Linked DNA regions of Homo sapiens: region 1 is linked to region 2. Evidence: read pairs that join two places in POLR2A ChIA-PET (ENCODE). Cell type or tissue: CD4-positive, alpha-beta T cell. All regions are shown on one strand. Links, peaks and the distances in the headings refer to the core of each region. The heading gives the core; the rest is flanking DNA.

What was found. Peaks named below come from ENCODE experiments on the same cell type or tissue, not always from the same donor. Only the 100,000 strongest peaks of a DNase experiment are listed, where the experiment ranks them.
Region 1: POLR2A ChIA-PET joins it to region 2 with 7 read pairs; 2 of 35 experiments call an interaction of 5 or more read pairs at or near these places.

Annotation. Positions count from the first base shown.
Region 1 is chr11:107,985,303-107,993,608 of GRCh38, forward strand. No RefSeq gene overlaps it. Among named protein-coding and RNA genes, the nearest start is that of CUL5, 19 kb to the right of the region's middle. In CD4-positive, alpha-beta T cell, for the core only: no CTCF peak of the experiment used is centred there; a DNase peak (open chromatin) is centred at 3,309.
Region 2 is chr11:108,722,009-108,730,314 of GRCh38, forward strand. DDX10 (DEAD-box helicase 10) reads left to right here. Exons shown (of 18, transcript NM_004398.4): 13 at 989-1,454. All of the region lies in intron 2 of LOC124902750 (a long non-coding RNA gene), which reads right to left. Among named protein-coding and RNA genes, the nearest start is that of DDX10, 61 kb to the left of the region's middle. In CD4-positive, alpha-beta T cell, for the core only: no CTCF peak of the experiment used is centred there; no DNase peak of the experiment used is centred there.

The DNA of each region.
Region 1 (8,306 bases), core at 1,157-6,156, 740 kb before region 2:
AGTGTTGGCTGGGGTGATTGACCCGGCTAACATTTTTCCTCAACATGAAATCAGTCTACTACTCACAATGGTGGTGAGGAAGAGTGTGCATGGAATATGGGAAATCCATTAGGGCATCTCTTAGTATTACCATGCCCTGTGATTAAGGTCAATAAGAAACTACAACAGCCCAATCCAGGCAGGAGTACAAATGGCCCAGACCCCTCAGGAATGAAGGTTTGGGTCACTCCACCAGGGAAAAAAAACACTACCTGCTGAGGTGCTTGCTGAAGGCAAAGGGAATACAGAATGAGTAGTAGAAGAAGGTAGTTATCAATACCAGCTATGACCACGTGACCAACTGCAGAAACAGGGGCTGTAATTGTCATGAGTATTTCCTTCTTTTTTTTTTTTTTTGCTCTGTCGCCCAGGCTGGAGTGCAATGGCGTGATCTCAGCTCACTGCAACCTCCGCCTCCTGGGTTCAAGCGATTCTCTTGCCTCAGCCTCCCACGTAGTTGGATTACAGGCATGTGCCATCATGTCCGGCTAATTTTGTACTTTTAGTAGAGATGGGGTTTCACCATGTTGGTCAGGCTGGTCTCGAACTCCTGACCTCAGGTGATCTGCCCACCTCAGCCTCCCAAAGTGCTGGGATTATAGGCTTGAGCCATCATGCCTGGCCATTTCCTCCTTCTTTTGCTAAAAACATGTTGGTGCATGTATACACTTGTACTAAGAAAATATCTTTATTTTATTTCCTTGTCCTTTATCATGTGACAAGATTTATTGACTTCACATGAGAGTTTAAGTATTGTTAACTTTATGTAATAGTATTTGAGTTGGGGATTATTGCATTTCCAGTTGTACGAAGGACAGTGGTATTATGTTGGGCATAATTATGAACTTATTGTCTTTATTTGAAGATTATGTATGATCTCAGGAGATGTGTATGGGTCCAAGTTGACAAGGGGTGGACTTGTGATGGTTAATACTGAGTGTCAACTTGATTGGATTGAAGGATACAAAGTGCATGGTGGTGCATGCCTGTAGTCTTAGCTACTTGGGATGCTGAGGTGGGATTGCTTGAGTCAAGAAATTCAAGACTGTGGTGAGCTATGATTGCATCACCATACTCTAGCCCATGCGAGACCCAGTCTCTTAAAAAAAAATAATGTTGGCATGCACGCATATGTTCATTGCAGCACTATTCACAGTAGCAAAAACATGCAATCAACCTAATTGGATTGAAAAAATATAGTCCATATACACCATGAAATACTATGCAGCCATAAACAAGAACAAGATTATGTCCTTTGCGGGGACATGGATGGCTGGAGGCCATAATCCTTAGCAAACTAATTCAGGAACAGAAAACCAAATCCCAGATGTTCTTACTTATAAGTGAGAGCTAAATGATGAGAACACATAGACACATAGAGGGGAATAACACACACTGGGGCCTTTCAGAAGGTGGAGGGTGGAAGGAGGGAGAAGATCAGGAAAAATAACTAATGGGTACTGGCTTAATACCTGGGTGATGAAATAATCTGTATGACAAACCCTCATGACACAAGTTTACCTAAGTAACAAACCTGCACATGTAACCCTGAACTTAAAAGTTAAAAAAAAAAAAAAAAGTGTTGGATGACACAGGATTCCAAGCTTCTTGCCTGCACAGCTTGCTTGTGCCTGCAGTATGACTTGTGCTTGATCCTGGATGCACCACTTCCATCTCTTAAAATAGAGTTGCAGTGCTTGGTGGCTCTGATGGAAACCAACTGACGAAGGGCAAGTGTAGCCCTATGGTCATTTGGTGCTTAATGGTCAGGCTTTTCACCTCTCTCAGTGCCCAGTATCATGCTAGTAGCTTTTCTTAAGGCATATAATTCTCTACTATGGATGGAACAACTATGATCCAGAAACCTAGGGCTGCTTGTGATTCTCCCATTGAGTCTTACCATAAACTCCATTGGGTGTCTTTCCCTACCGCCGACACGTTTAATGCTATAGGATCTGCGGGTTGTTTGGTTCAAGCAGCAAGGCCACTTGCATGACAATACAGACCTGCTTCAGAGCCTTTTCCTTTTCTAGAAACCTGGTACATGGGTAAAACAGCATTGCCTGATTGGACTAACTTGCCTTCAGAATCTGAAGAGACCCAAGATTTGTTCTCCCTTCTTCATAACAGGAGATGTAAGATGCAGCAATTTATTCCTTTTTTTTTTTTTTTTTTTTTTGAGACAGAGTTTTGCTCTGTCACCCAGGCTGGAGTGCAGTGGCGTGATCTTGGCTCACTGCAACCGCCACCTCCCGGGATCAAGCGATTCTCCTGTCTCGGCCTCCTGAGTAGCTGGGATTACAGGTGCCCACCACCACACCCGGCTAATTTTTGTACTTTTAGTAGAGACGGGGTTTCACCATGTTGGCCAGGCTGGTCTCAAACTCCTGACCTCAAGTGATCCACCTGCCTTGGCCTCCCAAAATGCTGGGGATTACAGGTGTGGGCCACTTCGCCCAGCAGCAATTTATTCTTTACTTCAGGTGAAATATCCCAGCATGCACCTGATCACTTTTCACTCTTGTGTCAAGTTCCTGAGTCTTTATAGGGTTTATTTCACATCTCGGAAGTGAATGTAGCTTCCAGCATCATAAAGACTTCCAGCATTATAGCCACGTCTTGCTCATTCCACCTGATAGCATGATGTCATTTATCAAAATGATGTTGAACAGGATGTTGACATAGTCCAGATCTCTTTGGACTATAGGATGACAGAGGACAGGAGAGTTAACATAGCCCTAGGGCAAAACTGTACATTTCTGCTGTGGTCTATTACATGTGAATGCAAACTGTTTCTGATCCTATTTTCTTATGGGGATAGGAAAGATTGTATTCACCAAATCAAAAGCCATAAGCCATGTACCTAGGACCATGTTAATCTACTCAAGCAAAGATACCTCATCTGGGACAGTGCTACGATTGATGCCACTGGTGCCATAATTGGTTGAGTTTGAGAGTCTACTGCCATTCTACAATATCTGTTTAGTGTTTTCAGGGGGAGGACTGGTAAATTAAATGAAGATATATGAGGATTACCAGCCCTGAATCCTAAAATGTCTAACAATGGTCCTAATTTTCACCATCTCCTCCAGTATATATTTATTATCTTGGCCAGGGAACATGTGCACTTTCGGAAGCTACTACTTCGCCTTCCCCACTACGCTAGTTTTTACTACACAATGAAAAGGGGAACAACACACACTGGGGACTTTCAGAGTGTGGAGGGTGGGAGGAGAAACAGGCTAATGATCTAGTATGTGCCAATTACCAGGCACAGTCATGTTGCTTAACAATGGGATGTGTTCCAGGAAATGTGTTATTAGGCAATTTTGTCATTGTGTGACCGTCATAGAGTGTACTTAACAAACCTAGATGGCATAGCCTACTACACACCCAGGCTGTGTGGTAGAGCCTATTGCTCCTAGGCTACAAACCTGTACAGCATATCACTACTGAATACTGTAGGCAATTGGAACACAATGGTAAGTATTTGTGTATCTAAACAAAAAAGGTACTATAAAAACATGATATAAAAGAGAAATAATGATATACCGGTATAGGGCACTTACCATGAATGGAGTCTGTGGACTGGAACTTGCTCTGGGTGAGTCAGTGAGTGAGTGGTGAGTGAATGTGTTGGCCCAGGACATTACTGTACCTACTGTAGACTTTATAAACCCTATATGCTTATGCTATACTACACTTATTTTTAAAACTTTTTCTTCAATAATAAATTAGCATTAGCTTACTATAATTTTTTTACTTTATAAACTTTTTCATTTTTTAAGAACTTTTTGACTCTTGTGATAACACAACTTAAAACATAAAATACACGTACAGCTGTACAAAAATATTTTCTTTCTTTATATCCTTATTCTATAAGCTTTTTTCTATTTTTAAATTTTTTTATTTTATTTTATTTTTTTAATTAATTAATAAATTTATTTATTTATTTTGAGATGGAGTCTTCTCTGTCACCCAGACTGGTGTGCAGTGGTGTGATCTCGGCTCACTGCAACCTCCACCTCCTGGCTTTAAGCTATTCTCCTGCCTGAGCCTCCTGAGTAGCACTGGCCTTTATTTTTATTTTTTAAACGTTTTTTAAACGTTTTGTGAAAAATGAAGACACGGCTGGGCACGGTGGCTCACGCCTGTAATCCCAGCACTTTGGGAGGCTGAGGCGGGCAGATCACGAGGTCAGGCGTTCAAGACCAGTCTGGCCAACACGGTGAAACGCCATCTCTACTAAAAATACAAAAAATTAGCCAGGCGTTGTGGTGTGTGCCTGCAGTCCCAGCTACTCAGGAGGCTGAGGCAGGAGAATGGCATAAACCCGGGAGGCGGAGGTTGCAGTGAGCCAAGATTGTGCCACTGCACTCCAGCCCGGGCAACAGTGCAAAACTCCGTCTCAACAAAAAAACAAAAACAAAAATCAAAAAACAAAGATACAAACACACACGAGCCTAGGCCTACACAGGATCAGGATCATCAATATCACTGTCTTCCACCTCCACATCCGGTCCCACAGGAAGGTCTTCAGGGACAATAACACATATAGAGCTATCACCTCTTAGGATGACAATGCCTTCTTCTAGAATAAATCATGATGGACAGAACCTACCTGAAGCTACTCTACAGTTAACTTCTTTTTATATAAATAGAAGAAGTTCACTTTATTTTATTATTTTTTGTTGTTGTTGAGGTAGAGTTTTGCTCTGTCACCCAGGGTAGAGTGCAGCGGTGCAATCTCGTCTCACTGCAACGTCTGCCTCCCAGGTTCACGTGATTCTCCTGTCTCAGCCTCCTGAGTAGCTGGGATTACAGGCAGATGCTACCATGCCTGACTAATTTTTGCATTTTTAGTAGAGATGGGTTTCACCATGTTGGCCAGGCTGGTCTTGAACTCCTGACCTCAAGTGATTCACTCGCCTTGGCCTCCCAAAGTTCTAGGATTACAGACATGAGCCACCATGCCGGACCTGAGTATACTTTAAAATAACCACTTAAAGTATAGTATAGTAAATACAGAAGCCAGTATTATCATTATCAAGTGTTACTTACTATACATAATTATATGTGCTATACTTTTATATAACTGGCAGTGCAGTAGTTTTGTTTATACCAGCAACACCACAAACACTTGAATAATGTTATGCTATGACATTATGACAACTGTGCCATCACAGGCAATAGGAATTTTTTACCTCCATCATAATTTTATGGGACCACTGTTATATAAGCATTGTTATGTGGCACATAACTGTATGTCTATTTCGATTATACATTTGAGGAATGAGGAAATGACCACTGGATGAGTCTCTAGATACAGTGAACCCACGTGAGCTGTAAGCTGTCCCTAAGCAGGGGATCATTTATTACCTGATCCCTGTATGCCCCTATTCTAACAGCGGACCCATGATGACACTTCAGGTCTCTGAGTGTCATCAGAGTCAACTTGGACCTTGTGTCCAATGGTCCTTGTGCATAGTTACCCAAGTAAATGGCTACAGTTCTCTTTGGAAAAGGATGGAGGCAAACATTACTCTAATACGTACACTTGCTGAGGTGTTGCAGGGTCTTTCCTTCTGGAGACCCAACCTCTTCTTCTTTTTTTTTTTTTGAAACGGAGTCTCACTCTGTCGCCCAGGCTGGAGTGCAGCGGTGCCATCTTGGCTCACTGCAAGCTCCACCTCCTGGGTTCACACCATTCTCCTGCCTCAGCCTCCCGAGTAGCTGGGACTACAGGTGCCTGCCACCACGCCCGGCTAATTTTTTGTATTTTTAGTAGAGACAGGGTTTCACCATGTTAGCCAGCATGGTCTTGATCTCCTGACTTCGTGATCCGCCCGCCTCGGCCTCCCAAAGTGCTGGGATTACAGGTGTGAGCCACTGCGTCTGACCCTGGAGACCCAACCTCTTCTAAAGTCAGTAGACTCTGGATCTGAAAACTGGCTCAGTTCTGAAAACCGGGCAAGGGATTATGACTTTTTATTGGGGTGACTGTTCTCAACCTCCTGATCATACATCCTTGATTTATTTTGATCATATAGATTGAGTATACCAGTTTGGTGGCCCATCTATTTCATTTTAAAAAGTATATTTATTTATTTATTTTTGAGACAGAGCCTCACTCTGTCGCCCAGGCTGGAGTGCACTGGCGTGATCTCAGTTCACTGCAAACTCCACCTCCCAGTTTCAAGCGATTCTCCTGCCTCAGCCTCCCGAGTACCTGGGATTACAGGTGCAGGCCACCACGCCTGGCTAATTGTTGTCTTTTTAGTAGAGGCAGGGTTTCGCCATTTTAGCCAGGCTGGTCTCGAACTCCTGACATCAGGTGATCCACCCACCTCAGCCTCCCAAAGTGCTGGGATTACAGGCATGAGCCACCACACCCAGCCTTGGTGGCTCATCTATTTTTATAACAGGGACATGTATTAGTTAGGGTTCTCTAGAAAAACAGAACCAATAGGATGTTTACGTACAAAGAAAGAGATTTATTGTAAGGAATTGGCTCACACAATTACAGAGACTAGCAAGTCCAAAATCTGCAGGGTGGGCTGGCAAGCTGGAGACCCAGATGAGCTTATGCTGCAGTTCAAGACTAAAGCCTATCTGCCGTAGAGCCAGGAAGAGCTAATGTTGCAAATTAAGTCCAAAAGCTGTCTGCTGGAGCATTCCCTCTGTCTCAGGAGAGGCTCGTTTCTCTCTCCTATTCAGGTTTTGAATTGGTTGGATGAGGACCACCCACATTGTTGTGAGTAAGCTGCTTTACTCAAATTCCATTGATTTAAATGTTAATCTCATCTAAAAACACCCTCACAGAAACACTGGGAATAATATTTGTGGGTACTCCTTGGCCCAGCCAAGTTGACACATAAAATTAGCCATCAGACACCATGTTCTGCAACTATCTCCATAAATCTCTGCAAATAAGACCCCCTCTGACTGCCCCTTTGACCTTGACATACTTTATGATCATTGTGTCGTTATGGTTTCTAAGAATGAAGTGTCGCCATCTAGACTCTGTTTTAGAGTCGTATCATTGCCAATCCTATCAGGGAGCCTAGTTCTGTAAGGACCTCTCCTACCATCAGCCCTATCCTCCGGAGAAGAGCCACAGTTGACCTTCTTAGTGAGTGACACAGACGCCCCTCTTACCAGGACATTCCTTATTGCCTCGGTAAATGATGTATCTCTGGGCCCTTCTGTGGTACAGAATCATCTGGAGGATTTTTCTACTTTTCTAAAATATCCATTTCAGCATGCCCAGTTCTCAGAGCCATTTAACCCTTTCTTCTACTACCTGCCATGTCCCTTAGTCCAGGGGTGCCCAACCCCTGGGCCGTGGACTGGTACTGGTCCATGGCCTGTTAGGAACCGGGCTGCACAGCAGGAGGTGAGTGGGCGAGTGAGCATTACTGCCTGAGCTCTGCCTTCTGTCAGATCAGCAGTGGCATTAGATTCTCATAAAAGCATGAACCCTATTGTGAGCTGTGCATGCCGGGGATCTAGGTTGTGCGCTTCCTCTAAGAATCTAACTAAGGCTTGATGATCTGAGGTGGAACAGTTTCATCCCAAAACCATCTCCCCTCCCCACCATCCACGGAAAAATTGCCTTCCACAAAACTGGTCCCTGGTGCCAAAAAGGCTGGGGGCCGTTGCCTTAGTCCATAGCAAGTGTTTAAAAAAAAAAAAAAAGGCCAGAAACAGTAGCTCACGCCTGTCATCCCAGCACTTTGGAGGCTAAGGTCGGGGGATCACTTGAGGTCAGGAGTTTGAGACCAGCCTGACCAACATGGTGAAACCATGTCCCTACTAAAAATACAAATAAAATTAGCCAGGTGTGGTGACACACCACTGTAATCCCAGCTACTCAGGAGGCTGAGGCAGGAGAATCACTTGAACCCAGCAAGCAGAGGTTGCAGTGAGCCGACATCGTGCCATTGCACTCCAGCCTGGGAGACAAGAGCAAAACTCCATCTAAAAAAAAAAGAAAAGAAAAACCCACCTGTCACAACAATTCTGGCATCTGGCATCTAACTCCGGTTAGTGTGGACATCATCTTTTCTATGTTTCTAGAAGGCATCAACAGAGAAAGTTGGCACTACCTCCTCGGGTTCTTGCCAAAACATTAAATCCAATATCCTATGAAAGAGCTCCAAAATCAATAAAATTTTCCTCACTCAACCTTATATTCTGGCCTGCTGATCAAACACCTTCAGAGACCGATAGCATGCACAATACTCCAGCACATATTGGCAGTCCTA
Region 2 (8,306 bases), core at 2,035-7,034:
TACATCTGTCAACTAATTTATTCTTACAACAACCCTGTGAGGTAGGTACTCTTAGCATCCCGTTTTGCAAATGGGAAAGCTCCGGTATGGAAAGATTAAATCATATTCGTAAGATCTCACAGCTAGTAAGTGGCAGCCAGATTTTGAACCCCAGCAGTCTTATTTCTGAATCCATGCTTCTCAGCATTACATCTCTCAGTTTCTTTGAACCATGTCAGATAGGAAAAGAGCAGTGGGTCCATGTTATGATGTTACTGTTTATTCAGAGCAATCCTTGATAAAATCTAAGATTTTATTTCCCTTCGATCATTGAGAACTTAATGAAGCTATTAGCTTTGATCCAAGCTGGGAAAGACATGATAATAAATTGAATATTGATCATTGATGGAGAAAACAATATTTTTTAATTTCTTTTTTTGGTGTTTGGTTTATAAAATCCATTTTTATAGCAATGATTGTGCCATATTCTCTTTTAGGAAGGGAGATGGGGACCACATTCCAGTTCTTTCTCTGTAGAGAACTGTTTTGTCCTTTCATGGTCATGTCTTCTCTGGTTTATTTAGTACTTAACATTTTATGAGGTACTCTCATGTAGTTAGTTAATTGGATCCTTACAGCAACTGTGAGTTAGGCCTGGCAGGTACTGTTATCCCCATGTTATAAGGAAGCTGAAGCTGAGAGGGTTGAATTGGAAATTGGCAGGTCTAGTACTTGAACTGTTATCTTGTTTCTGGTCCAGTGCTCTTTATCTTATTCCATGTTACCCTCTTAAAGAAAAAATAGTGTCTAAAATGTTTTCTGACAGGTGTTGAGTGTATTTTGCCTTACTTTTTGGATCAACTAACCTGTTAGTATTGAGTTGTATCTCACAGGAACATTTTCTTTAAAAAAGCTCTAGGAATCTCTGCTCTTGAGAAACTCTTCTATGACACCTATAAACATATCATCAGTGTTGAGATGACTGTTTTCACGTTTTTCCATATTTAAGGTCTCTTGGTCTTGCTGTGGCACCACGCGTAAGATTTCTTCAGAAAATGCAGAAACAACCCACCAAAGAATTGGTAAGGAGCCAAGCCGATAAAGTAATTGAGCCAAGGGCTCCCTCCCTCACCAATGACGAAGTGGAAGAATTTAGAGCCTACTTCAATGAGAAAATGTCCATCCTTCAAAAAGGTGGAAAAAGACTCGAAGGGACAGAGCACAGACAGGATAATGATACTGGTAATGAAGAACAGGAAGAAGAAGAAGACGATGAAGAAGAAATGGAAGAGAAACTGGCAAAAGCAAAAGGATCTCAAGCCCCATCTCTTCCTAACACCAGTGAGGCACAGAAGATCAAGGAAGTTCCTACACAGTTCTTGGACAGAGATGAGGAGGAAGAAGATGCTGATTTCTTGAAGGTGAAGCGGCATAATGTGTTTGGATTGGACCTTAAAGACGAGAAAACATTACAGGTAAGTTTACTCCCAGTGGAGGGTCTTCTATTACATTGTCTTACTATGTGCTTATTGTTGCCTTTTGGGGACTGAGAGAAAGTGAAAACTAAGAAACTTAGACTGGGTTTCTTTGCAATGAACTCTTCCTCCTTTCCCCCATACTTAAACACAGAATAAGTGCCAATGAATTTTCATATTTTTCATAACTTTGGGAGCTCTAAGAGGTTAACAACTTTAATCTTATTTACTGGTTTTCTGATGCTGTGTTTTAAAAGTTGCCAAAGTCCTGATTAAGTCTCAAAGGAAGGCAATGAAGTTTTTTGGTTTATGGCATGAGGATCCTTCGTTAAAATTCTTAAGATACTGCTTTCTGATTGATTAAATTATAAGGAACAGTTGTAATTATTTAAATATAAGTTTTACTCTTAGTGCGACATTTGTTTATGGGAACCAAGCCAGTGTCTTAAATAGAAATTGAACAGTTCTTTTTTAAAGGCTACTTATGAATGTTTATGAAAAGTTTTCCTGTAAATCCTTTGTTTCTCCGTAGCCATCTTCTAGGAGGAACAAAAGAAATAATCCATTTAGATAAAGCACTTGTTTTCTAGGATGCTTTTGTAGGTGCACAGTAAATGTGTTTCCCCTTCTCCCTTATTCCCCTTCCTACTTCATATGCCTTTATTCTTGATCATCTTTTTAAAAGGGAATTGAATAAAAAATGAAGCTTGATTCTTACTCTTTATACAATGTTGAATAAAATTTCAAGATTCACAGTAGGAAATACATAATAGATTTTGACTGTGAAACTTAGAAGAGTGTTTCTTTAAGTAACTAAAAATTAAAAAAAAAACCTAGAAAATGTGCTTATTGAACACTTAATATGTGTTATGTGTTAGTCATTTTCTGAACATTATCTCATTTAGTGCTTGAAATAAAGGTCGTTACTACTATCTCATTATACAGGTGACGGAAAAAAAATAACTGTGGCACAGAAGCAATATAGTACTGTAGTGAGGCACACAGGTAGTAAATGGCAAAGCTGGAATTTGAACATAGGTGTTCTGACTTTAATATTTATGCTCTTGTCCAATAATCCTGTACTGTCTCATCCTGCTTCAAATTAGATCATTTTAAGTCTGTAGTTAAGACTCATTTTATCAGCAAAGTAAATACAAGAAGTTAGATTTTCGTTTTAAATAATTTAGCCACTGTATTAACTATTATGTATATCACTTTCTAAGAATCATGAACATAACCAAAGCTTCAAATTAAGATGAGAAGGAATGATATAGTTTTATAATACCATGAATTGTTCACGTAAGTAGGACATGTGTCTAAGTACTAATAGCTCATCTGGCATTTGAAAAATGTATATAGCAAAACAACTTTTTAAGCTTTTAAAAAAGTTTTACTCTATGTCAGTTATCTAAATCAATCTAACTCTTTAATATATACAGTTTGAGTTTTGGCAAATGTATGGTGTTGTGTAATTACCACAATTAAGAATAGAACAGCGTCATCACCCCAAAACATTTCTTATTCCCTTTGCAATTGCTTTACCCTTCACTCAACCTCTGGCAACCACTGATCTGATTTCTACCCCTGTAGTGTTGCATTTTTCAGAATGATATATAAATAGGATAATACAGTATTTAGTCTTTTGTGTCTAGCTTCTTTCATTTAGCTTAACGTTATTGCATGCATCAGTAGTTTGTTCCTTTTAATTGCTGAGTAAGTATTTCATTGGATGGATGTAGGTTTTCTTAAGCTTTAAATTGGCATTGGTTGTTTCCATTTTTTGGTGATTATGACAAAAGTCATTATAAACATATACATTTTTATGTAGATAATTTTCTCATTTCTTGGGGAAACGAGTGGGGTTATTTTCTAGGAATAGGGTTACTGGGAACATATGTTAAGGGTATATTTAACTTTGAGAAACTCCCCAGTTGTTTTCCAAATCAGCTCTTCCAATTTGTGTTCTTGCCAGCAGTGTATAGAGTTCGAGTTGCATCCCATCGTGTCAGCACATGGTATTGTCAGTCTTTTAATTTTAGCCATTCTAGTAGGCATGTAGTGATACCCTACTGCAGTTTTAATTTGCATTTCCCTAATGACTGAACATCTCTACATGTGCTTATTTGCCATTCATATATCTTCTTTGGTGAAATGTCTTCAAGTCTTTTGTCTCTCTTTTGAAATTGTGTTGCCTTAGTAAGTTCTACGAGTTCTTTGTATATTCTGAATACATATCCTTAATCAGATATATTTTGCTAATACTTTCTCCCAATCTATGGCTTGTTTTTATTTTGAGTGTCTGGCAAAGAGCAGGTATCTTAAATTTTGAAGTCTGATTTCAATCACATTTTAGGTAATTTATATATGTGTCGTATCTGATAAATCTGTGATTGACCCAAAGTCACAGATTTTCTCCTATGTTCTCGTCCAGAGGTTTTATAGTTTTAGCACTTACAATTTGGGCTAGGATCCTCTTCACCTTAATTTTTGTATATAATGCTAAGTAAGGGTCAAGGTACACTTTTTTTTGCATATGGGTATCCAGTTGATCCAGTACCATTTGTTTGGAAAAAACTATGCTTTTTCCATTGAATTACCTTGACTCTTTGAAAGTCAGTTGACTTTCAAAGATACGTCTGTCCTTTCACCAATAACACCAATCTTGATTAGTGTAGCTTTATACTAAGTCTTAAATCAGATCTTTGAGTCTGTCAACTGATATATATTTTCTTAAAATTGCTTTGGTTATTTTTGGACCATGGCATTTTCATGTAAGGTTTTGAATCAGCTAGTTACTTCGTATAAAAAGCTTGCCGATGACTTCATTGAGGTTGCATTGAATCTGTAAATCTAACTGGAGAGAATTGACATCATAACAATACCTTTTTATTTAGGCCTTCTTTAGTGTCTTTTTAGCATTGCTTTATAACTTTAAGCACATGTAATGTGCACATATTTTGTTAGAGTCATCTCTTACTATTTGATATTTTTTAATGCTATCATAAATGGTATTTTTAAAATTTCAATTTCCAATTATTTGTTGCCAGTATATAGAAATAGTTTGTTTTTTGTAGACTGATCATTCTAAACTGACCTGTTAGTTCTTGTGGCTTTTTGGGAGTTTCTTGGGATTTTCTTTTGTAACTGATTATGAGGTTTGTGAATGAGGATGGTTTCATTTCTTCCTTTTTCATCTGTGGACCATATATTTCTTTTTTCTTTCTTTTTCTTTTGCTTGATTTTACCGAGTAGGATCTGTGGAATAGAAGTGGTGAGAGTAGATATTGCTGTGTTGTTCCTGATCTTACTGAGGGGGAAGCATTCAGTCTTTTACCATTACATCTGATGTTAGCTGTAAGTTTTTTTTGTAAATGCCTATGAGTTTGAGAAGCTTCCATCTATTCCTAGCTGGCTTAGTGTTTTTATGATAAAATGAATTGTGACTTGTGTCAGATGCTTTTTCTGTAAACATTAAGGTGATGACGTGGTGGTTTTTAGCCTGTTGATTATGGTGTATTGATTTCCCCCTGCTACATGTTGAATCAAATTTAAATTCCTTTGAAAAACTCCATTTAAGCAAGATTTCTTTATATTTATATTATAGGATTCTATTTGCTAATATTTTCGTTAAGGATCTTTCTGTTGTTGTGAGGGATATTGGTTTGCAGTTTTCTTTTTTTGCGATGACTTGACTGGGAATATGACACATTTTGAAAGCTTTTTATATGTTTTGCCAGCATAGAGGTCATGTTGATCGTTGCCCTACTAGCGTCTGTATTGTTTGAATCTCTTTTTGATTCCAATATGAATATTAATAATTTATATCAATATTAACAGTTATTTAGAAAGTTATGATTTCTTTCTTAATTTGTGTATATATTGCTTACACATATTTTTCCCTGTTATGATATTAGTCTCTTTCCTGTTGATTCGTAAGATGTCCTCAAACAGTAAAGTTATTGTCTCTGGCTTTTAACTTTGCTTTGTGTCCCTTGTCACACACAGTTGTTCATTTCCCTGCCTTCTCTACTTTATTCCAAATTCCTTGAAATGTTGTCTTTTGTTTACTCAAGTAAAAATACTCAGAATTTTATTGCCATATGAATAAATTCAGAATTGTATTCTCACTTTAAACAGTAGGGTTCTTGATTTTATTTTCTATTTTAGAAATCAATTAATAGCTAATTTAAAAAAATCCATTACACCCACAATCAAAACAGTAAAAATTCACATTCTGTTTTTTTTAAAATGTTAACTACTAAGGTACAATGTCCTTACCTAACGTCAGTGTCTAAGTTTTCTTGTTTGGACCGTTTTATACTTTCAAGTATAGATTCACATTCACTTAGGAATGACTAAGTCTTTTTAGTCATTCCTAGAAAGGACACATAGAAAATACATGTGAAGAGATCATCAACTATTTCATCCTTCAACTTTAGCGTTCCTATTTGAACAACTACATTTTCATTTTATGCTGTGACAAGGGCATGGTTAAAGATGAGTGAAAACATGATCCTTATGGGTACATTTTAGTAAATGCAAATTTTATTAAGTTGGGGGAAAAAAGTCCTAGAAAAATGAAAAAAGAAAAAAAAAACCCAGAAAGCACACACAGTATACAAGCCCATTTGAAAATTATTTTTAAATTCAACAGACATGAAATTACTTTGGCAAATTGCTGTAAAAATTTAAATGCTCATTCTAAGAAAACAACAACAACAAGCCCTTTTCCTAACTTAGGTTCCTTTCCTCTCAGTCCTGCTCAGACTTAGTGTTTCTCACATCCAGGGCACCAGAGATGATGTTCTTCCAAGGTTGAGTGCTCTGTTCTTGAGGGGCAGGGCGGGGGACTCTGCAAGAGTGGTTTTGAGAAAAATTTCCTGTAAAATACCCTTTTACCCAGATTATAAAATGCTTATTTTTGGTGGAAAATCTCTAGTAAAACACAGAAAATCACAAATAAAAATAAAAATAACCTGTAATTTCACCACCTAGAGATAACAACTGTCTTTGTTTTTTTAAGTATACATACACATTTGTTCTTTTTTTTTTTTTTTTTTTTTTTTTTTAGAAATAGGGTCTCGCTCTGTCACACAGGCTAGAAGGCAGTGGCATGATTGTGGCTCACTGTACCCCCAAACTCCCAGGCCCAAGCGATTCTTCTGCCCTAGCCTCCTGAGTAGCTAGGACTTCAGGTGTATGCTACCATGCCTGGGTAATTTTTAAAAATTTTTTTGTAGAGGTGGGTTCTTTCTGTGTTCCCCAGGATGGTCTCAAACTCTTGGCCTCAAGTGATCCTCTCACCTTGGCCTACCAAAGTGCTGAGCTGACAGGCAGTAAGCCGCTGTGCCCTGCTCATATACCCATTTTTAAATAAGTGAGATGCTCCTAGGTATATATATTTCCCCATGTCATTAAAGTGTCTTCGCAAATATTTTTATGGTTGCCTAATATGCCATTAACCTTTATTTAACCATTCTCCTGCTGTTGGATACTTAGGTTAATATCCTTTTTTTGAATCTCCGTTTAAAGAGTTCTACTAATTGGCAGGTTTCTTCTCTCCTTCACTTTCACTACTCTCACCAGCATAACATGGAACTGATTCTACAGTTCGAAAATGCAAGATAGGAATCTTCTCCTTATCTCATGTAAACACTTACTTTATAGTAATTGTTTCAAAAATTTTACCCCCAAATGATTACCGAGCTTACACATATTAGGGCATAAGATGACCTAGGTCTCTTTGGGTTATCGACAGGGTTCTAAGAGGGCCCCAGTGACACTACGTAATACCTCCTTATGCCGCTCTTATTGAAGGAGGGTCACAAATTCCTCCAGACCATATTCAGATCTGCTCATCTCCATCCAGAGAGGTTTTAGCACATCACAGCTTGCTCCTGGCCTGATAAACTATCAGTCCCTGAGGAGTGATTGAATAACCCACATTTCAGTAACTACCATAAAATATGATTCTGCATCCACTCAGTGGCATCGTCTCACAAGTGCCTTTGATGCAGGGAGCAGCCTCTGCTTGTGACAGTGCAGCTCGACTGAGCAAATATCCTTTTCTCAGAGTGAAAAAAACAAAACAAGGAAGAACAAAAGAAATTGTTGCAGGCCTTTTTTTTTTTCCTCCATTAAACATATGATGCCTGACTGGATTTTCTACTTTGTACTTAATAACTCACTTGTTAATACTATACATCAGGCCAGGCATAGTGGCCCACACCTGTAATCCCTCTGAGGTGGGAGGACCACTTGAGCCCAGAAGTCCAGGGCTACAGCAAGCCACGACACTCCAGCCTGAGCAACAGAGAGAGACCCTGTCTCTAAAACAAACAACACAATGCACGTCGTTAATGTACACCAGAGAGGAGATTTGGTCTGCAAATTCTTTAATGATATCTCTTGTGACCATTAGAATACCTTCCCAACTACTAGTAAGCTGATGAATCATTTTGAACATCTGGAAACATTCTTCTAAAGTTTGTTTTTTTCCCTTGTCAATCACAGTTTTGTCTGATCGTGGATTCTGGATCCATTAGTTCTAATGGATCAATTCAAGTGGGCATGAAGTTCCACTTTGGCAATTCAGAGTAAAAGCTTACCTTCCATGGCTGATGCTCTTCTGCCTCCATTATAATTTTACCAGGAAAACAATAGTCCCTCTCCACTCTTATTCTTGGTATGAACAATAGGATGTATTTCAGTCAGTAAATTCTGTGGTTCTGAATTTCCTTCAGATTGCTTTACTTCTAAACATTTCGAAAAGATTAGCTGTATGTGTAGCTCTGGGTTCAGCTTCACCTCTTAGAGATTTCTCAACCACTAGGACCTAGACAGGTTTTCCCT